Regions from separate parts of the Homo sapiens genome. Here region 2 is linked to region 1. A link is a loop called in an ENCODE intact Hi-C map of the cell type or tissue named here. Cell type or tissue: body of pancreas. All regions are shown on one strand. Links, peaks and the distances in the headings refer to the core of each region. The heading gives the core; the rest is flanking DNA.

What was found. Hi-C counts contacts between places; a loop is a spot of excess contacts. Peaks named below come from ENCODE experiments on the same cell type or tissue, not always from the same donor. Only the 100,000 strongest peaks of a DNase experiment are listed, where the experiment ranks them.
Region 2: a loop joins it to region 1, with 4 times the contacts of the local background. A loop is called at or near these places in 100 of 110 quality-filtered maps.

What each region holds. Positions count from the first base shown.
Region 1 is chr16:19,905,759-19,909,227 of GRCh38, reverse strand. No RefSeq gene overlaps it. Among named protein-coding and RNA genes, the nearest start is that of GPRC5B, 23 kb to the right of the region's middle. In body of pancreas, for the core only: a CTCF peak has its summit at 1,597 (motif pointing left); a DNase peak (open chromatin) is centred at 1,597.
Region 2 is chr16:20,383,846-20,387,314 of GRCh38, reverse strand. PDILT (protein disulfide isomerase like, testis expressed) reads left to right here. Exons shown (of 12, transcript NM_174924.2): 3 at 2,464-2,670. Among named protein-coding and RNA genes, the nearest start is that of PDILT, 19 kb to the left of the region's middle. RefSeq lists an enhancer at 259-792. In body of pancreas, for the core only: a CTCF peak has its summit at 1,370 (motif pointing right); a DNase peak (open chromatin) is centred at 1,354; H3K27ac peaks cover 1,174 bases.

The sequences.
Region 1 (3,469 bases), core at 553-3,052:
TATTAACATATAGTGAATATTCATCATAGGCCAAGAACTGAGCTGGATCTTTACCTGGATTATCTCATTTAATCCATGATATTATTAGACCCATTTTACAGAGGAAGAAACTGAGGTTCAGAGAGGTTAAGATCATACAGCTATGAAGTGGGCTCTGAGACCAAGTGTACCTAATTTCCCAAAGTTCAGGTCATTTTTTTCCTCCAACACAGATCTTGAGAGGTGAGAATAAAAGCCTTACCTACAACACTAGCCAACATTTAGGATCTACACACATGTATTATTACCCTCTCATTTATCTTTTTTTTTTCTTCTTTTTTATTTTTTTTGGAGACAGGGTCTCACTCTGTCACCCAGGCTGGAGTGCAGTGGTATGATCATAGCTCACTGCAACCTCCATCTCCTGGGCTCAATCCATCCTCACGTCTCAGCCTCCCAAATAGCTGAGACTACAGGCACATGCCACCACACCTGCCTAATTTTTTTTACTTTTTGATAGAGACAGGGTTTCACCATGTTGGCCACACTAGTCTTGAACTCCTGAGTCAGGCAATCTGCCCACCGTGGCCTCCCAAAGTTCTGGGATTACGGGCATGAGCCACCGTGCCTGGCCCTTTTATTTCCATTTTACAGATAAGAAAACCGAGTCCAGGGTCTATCCCAGCAGCAAGGACTGACCACCTTCCCAATTCCACTTCTCATGCGCTGGGAGTGAAGCTTATATTTCTGGACTCTTGACCCAGTGCTCATTCAGCATCTTTCCCTTCCCCATCCTCCATCCCTGTCAGGCCTCTGAGCCCATGCTAAGCCATCATATCCCCTGTGACCAGCACGCATACATCCAGATGGCCCAGATGGCCCGAAGTAACTGAAGAATCACAAAAGAAGTGAAAATGGCCTGTTCCTGCCTTAACTGATGACATTACCTTGTGAAATTTCTTCTCCAGGCTCATCCTGGCTCAAAAACTCTCCCACTGAGCACCTTGTGATCCCCACCCCTGCCCGCCAGAGAACAACCCCCTTTGACTGTAATTTTCCACTACCTACCCAAATCCTATAAAACAGCCCCACATCTGTCTGCCTTTGCTGACTCTCTTTTCGGACTCAGCGCGCCTGCCCCCAGGTGAAATAAACAGCTTTGTTCTCACACTCGCGTCTCTTCACACGGACGCGAGTGAAAATCCCAACCCCAATGTCTCCATTTGCATCCCGGCCTGTGAAGGCTGACCAAGTGGCATAGCGGACAGGAACTGATGCAAGGATCAGAAGATGCAGTTCAGGTACCACTCAGCTGTGTGACTTTGGATTACTTACTTCCCCTCTCTGAGTCTCAAGTGCCTTATCACACCCCATACCCTAAAACTGTGATCATCTCAGCAGTCCCCCGCGGGAGAGTCCTACTCTCCTCCCACACCATTCCTCATCCCGGGGAGGCGGAAAGTAGAGACTCAAAAAGCCGTAAAACACAAAGAAGACTGCTCCTTGGAGCTCAAAGTTGCTGTCTTTTCAAGGACAAAGAGAAACAGACCTGCATTAACCAATTACGCCTTGAGCGCCCCTGAACTGGGTGAGAGCCACATCCGCAGGAAACACTGCCACCCTGTGGCCCCTGTGCTTCACTGCAGGCCACTTCCAGGGCCCTGCGGGAAGCTCACCACGGGCTCAGAGGCAAACCCGTTGCAGGATTCAAAAGTGGCGCGCACGGGGGAGGTGGGGAGACTGAGTTGGGAGGATTGCTTGAGCACACGAAGTAGAGGCTACAGTGAGTCGCAATCATGCCACTGCATGCCAGCTTGGGAAACCGAGCCAGACCCTGTCTCCAAAAAAAAAAAAGATGAAGTCATATTGGGTAAGGATAGGCTGTAAGTCTAGTAACTGATATAAGATGAAGAGAGGGCCGGGCACGGTAGCTCACGCCTGTAATCCTAGTGTAGCAGGACGAGCCACAGACAAGAACCCTTCAGACACGGAGTTGTGGAAGGAAAGGGCTTTATTCAGCTGGGAGCATCGGCAGACTCATGTCTCCAAAAACCAAGCTTCCCACATGAGCAATTCCTGTCCCTTTTAAGGGCTTACAACTCTAAGGGGGTCCGAGTGAGAGGGTCGTGATCATTGAGCAAGCAGTGGATATGTGACTGGGGGCTGCATGCACTGGTAATCAGAATGGAACAGAACAGGACAGAGGTTTTCACAGTGCTTTTCCATCCAATGTCTGGAATCTATAGATAACATAACCAGTTAGATCGGGGTCAGTCTTTAACTACCAGGCCTGGAATGTAGCGCCGGGCTGTCTGACTACTGATTTCACTTCTGTCTTTTAACTCCTACTTTTTCTTCGAGGCAGAAATTGGTTATAAGACAATAGGAGGGGTGGTCTCCTCCCTTACTAGCACTTTGGGAGGCCAAGGCGGGTAGGTCATCTGAGGTCAGGAGTTCGAGACCAGCCTGGCCAACATGGTGAAAATCCATCTCTACTAAAAATGCAAAAAATTATCTGGGCATAGTGGCGGATGCCTGTAATCCCAGCTACTTGGGAGGCTGAGGTAGGAGAATCACTTGAACCCGGGAGGCAGAGGTTGCAATGAGCCAAGATCACGCCATTGCACTCCAGCCTGGGCAAAAAGAGCAAATCTCTGTCTCAAAAAAAAAAGATGAAGAGAGGACCCACGCAGCCACAAGTCAAGGAACACCTGGGGCCCCCAGAAGCTGGAAGAGGCAAAGAGGGATTCTCACCCAGAGCCTTCGAAGAGAGCACAGCCCTGGAGACACCTTGATTGTGGACTTCCGGCCTCCAGAACTGTGAGAGAATACATCTCCATTGTTTTAAGCCACCTGGTTTGTGGTAGTTGGTTGTGGCAGCCCCACAAAACTAATACAGGTGCCTACTTAACACATTGGAAAGCATGAAGCAGGTATTTGTGGTTGAATGATACACATACGGCCAGGTGCAATGGCTCACGCATGTAATCCCAGGACTTTGGGAGGCTGAGGCAAGAGGATTACTTGAGCCCAGGAGTTCGAGACCAGCTTGGGCAACATGATGTCCCCTTGTTTTTGTTTAATAAGCTAGGTGTGGTGGTGCCTGGAGTCTCAGCTACTCAGGAGGCTGAGGTGGAAGGATCTCTTGAGCCCGGAAGGTTGAGGCTGCAGTGAACTATGATTGCACCCCTGTACTCCAGCCTGGGTGACAGAGCGAGACTGTGTCTCAAAAAAAAAAAAAAAAATTTACATATCTTGTTAAACGCAGTCCCGGTCAGCAGAGATTCTTTCTAATGCTATTTTTCTCTGAAATGTTTTGTAAAAATAAATGCTTCACCCCGTGCTGGACACTATTGCACCGGCATCGAAGGACTGTGTGGGTATCAGCAGGCACGCTCCACTCTCAGCCAATGGGTGTGGTTCACTGAGCCCACCTCTCTTTCTCCTGATTCCCTTGGGTTTGGTGGACAATTTTGACCCATAACGGAGG
Region 2 (3,469 bases), core at 330-2,829, 480 kb before region 1:
TTTAGCCTCCTACTTAAACTTGCAATTTCCCTAATACTCCCAACCTCCAACTCTCCTGTTCTTTTCCAAAGCACATATTATCTAACACAGCACATATTTTACTTTGTTATTCTGCTTATTTTCTGCCTTTTCAAGTGACAGCAGGGGTTTTTATCTGTTCACTGTTATATCCCCAATCCCTAGGACAGTGCCTGGCACATGGCATATCCTAAAAGTTTCATTGTATGAATGAATAAATGAATGAATGCATAAAACGAATGAATGAATCTCCATTACTATTATCATAGGCCCCATCAATCTAGCTCTCAGACCCCAGCACTCCGGTTGCCACAAGCTCTCTCTGTCACTTCCATTTCAGACACCCAGGGGCACTGGGTTGTGTGTGGAACCTCTAAAATTTGCTTTACCATCTGGACAATCATTCCAAGTGTTTCTCTTGCCCTGAGCTTCCGCCCTCAGAAACTCAGATTCGGATTCTATGTCAATCAGCAATCCTGAGCCCAGCATGGCCACATCCACGAGGAAGCCGGGGAGAGCCCCATGGACCAGAGCAGCCAGCAATTGGCCAGTGCATGCTGGTGATGATGGATAGGGGATATCAGGGGATATCGAAGGCGATGACGGTGACAAAGCAGGCAGTGGAGGGGCATCGATCCAGGAGGGAGGCACAAAGTCCCCGCTTCCGGTCCATTGACCGGGAGTTTAATGAAAGCGATCATTCACTTTCCGATCCCATTGCAGGAGCAGGCGTGCTGACCAGCAACGGGGCCCTCGCCAGCTGTCCCGGGGCCCTGCTTTCTGAGCGGCACTTTACAAAAGACCTCTCTGTTGGACTTGGAACTTGCCCTCTGCAGCAGAGGTCATTTGCACTTTCTCCAAGTGCTCCAGATGGACCACGGGGGTGGGCGGCAGTGAAAAAGATAAAATGTTCTGGCTTGAAAGGCAATCAATGACCCCCTGCCCTGGCTCAGCCCCCCTTCCTCAGTCATGGGGTAGCGAGGAACCTGCAGCCTCACAATGTTATCAGGAGGAAGAAAGGCACACTTGGGCGCCTTTTAGTCCCCTCCGTTTAGCCAGAAAAGCCTCTTGCACTGCCAAGGTCACGTGCCAGCTCCCTGATACCGCTTCCAGAAAAGGGCTTCCCCAGTCCCTCCCCACTGCCCAGCAACGTGAGGGGCCAAGGCGTCCAGATCAGATCTCTTAATGGAGAGTTCCAGGTCTCTTCGAGACAAGAGGGTGGACTCAGGGGAACACCACAACCTCCCCTATCCCCGCCCTCCCCACACCTGGTTTTCCTTACCTGCGAAAGTCCCCTGTCCAATTACATGCAGGGCAACTGCAGGGGCTCAATTTGGCCTGTTAGCTCCAGGACGTTCCACCAGATGGCGCTCATGAGCTCTCATGCTTCCTCTCTGTCTCCATAATTTCTGACCACAGAATTTTTTTAAAACAAAAAATTTTAATAGTTTGGAAAATTTCCCTCTAGACTTCTTTTGCCCTGGGCATACACTTTTTAACAATTCCATAAATGTGATCATCGTGTCTATGCTATTGAGTGGTTTGTTTTTGTTTATTTCAATAGCTTTGGGGGTACAAGTGGCTTTTGGTTACAGGGATGAATTGTGTAGAGGTGAGGTCTGAGATTTTAGTGCACCCATCACCTTAGTCATGTTCTTTCTACCCAATATGCAGTTTTTTTTGATCCCTCACCCTGCACCCAGCCTCCCCGCATCTGAGTCTCCAATGTCCATTATACCACTCTGCATGCCTTTGTGTAATCATTGCTTGGGTCCTGCTTTGACCACAGAAATTTTACTATAATAATGGAAGCAGTAATAAGAACGCAGCATGTACTTAACTTGTGCCAGGCATTATACCAAGTGGTTTACATGCCTAGTGGAGATTAGAAAAGAACTCTACAGCCAGACAGAATGGGCTCTTATCCTGGCCTTACCTCTCACTGTCACAGGGCTTTGCGCAAGTAAGTCATTTGTTGTGCTTCAGCTTCCTCATGTATAAAATTGAGATAATAATAATACCTATCCCACAGAGTTATAGAGAGGAGTAAATGGCTTAATGCACGTAAAACTCTTAGAAAACAATAAGCAATTATAGCTGGTTGTGACATAAATCTCATTTAACTCTGACGATTCCTTGAAGTAACCACTATTATTTTCACCCACTTTACACAAGAGAAGTGGAGCTCAGAGAGATGGAGTAAAGTTGCCCATGGTTGTGTTGTTTCCAATGCTACTGAATCCAAAGAACCTTGATAGACATCTCCCAGATTGTCTAATTTCATGAACCATTGTGTCTCACATCTTGTCACATTTATGAAAATTCAGCCATTAACCGCTGAGCACAAGAAAGGTTCCGGGAGCTAAGCAGGCCCAACAAATAATCTACTGTTGGAGATGGGGAGCGAGGAAAGGCCTCTCAAATTTTGTCTTCATACTCTTTCAGACAACCCATCCTCAAAGCAATCCAGGAACTTGGCGGAAGAGCTGGGCAAAGCTGTGGAGATCATGGGCAAAGGCAAGAATGGGATCGGCTTTGGCAAAGTGGACATTACCATAGAGAAGGAGCTTCAGCAGGAGTTTGGGATTACCAAGGCCCCGGAGTTGAAGCTGTTTTTTGAGGGCAACAGGTCAGAGCCCATCAGCTGCAAAGGTAATGGTGCTTGTGTGTCACACTTGTTTCATGCTCATGGAAAGTCCACTTAACAGCTATAGGGTAAAGGTGGGAGGCTCTGCTCCATGCAGCTTCTCGGGGACCCAGGATCCTCCAGCTTGTGACTCTGCCCTTCTCTAGGGCCTTGGAGCCACCTGCTCTTTCCTCTGTATCCAGCCAGCAGTTGGGGTAAGGGGTAGAAGGTCACCACGGGTACTGTTCATGGCCCTGGCCATGAACAGTGGTAAGTATCACTTCTATTCACATCCCATTGACCAGAATTCTGTTACATGGCCAGAACCAGCTGCAAGAAAGGCGGAGAAATACAGTTCAGCTCTGTTTTTAGAAAGAAAACGGGTTTAGTGAATATGTGGCTGCTTCTACTACAGCTTGAAGCTCAGCTGATGGGCCCTAGAAACACCAAGAAGTGGGAGGGTGGGGTGCATGGCTTAGAAACTATCAGACACCAGAGATTAAGTTCTAACTCCACTTCCCACTCCCAATCTTTGACTTTAGAATGATTTGACAGAGTCCTAGGACTAGGGAAGCACTATTTAGCCAAAAGGGAAATTGGGAGATGATGGAACAAGACAGGCTTGGGATGCAATGTCTACCAAACACCTTACGTTCTATCATATTTTTCATTCATTGATTAACTCGTTCATTCATTTATTCAGCATCCATTTATTGACAAGCTACCATGTGCCAAGCCCTATCTTGATGTTGAGGATGTGTGGAGAATAAGGTACTAGTATGGCACATATGGTAGTCCCAACTTTTAGAAAGTTACATATATGAA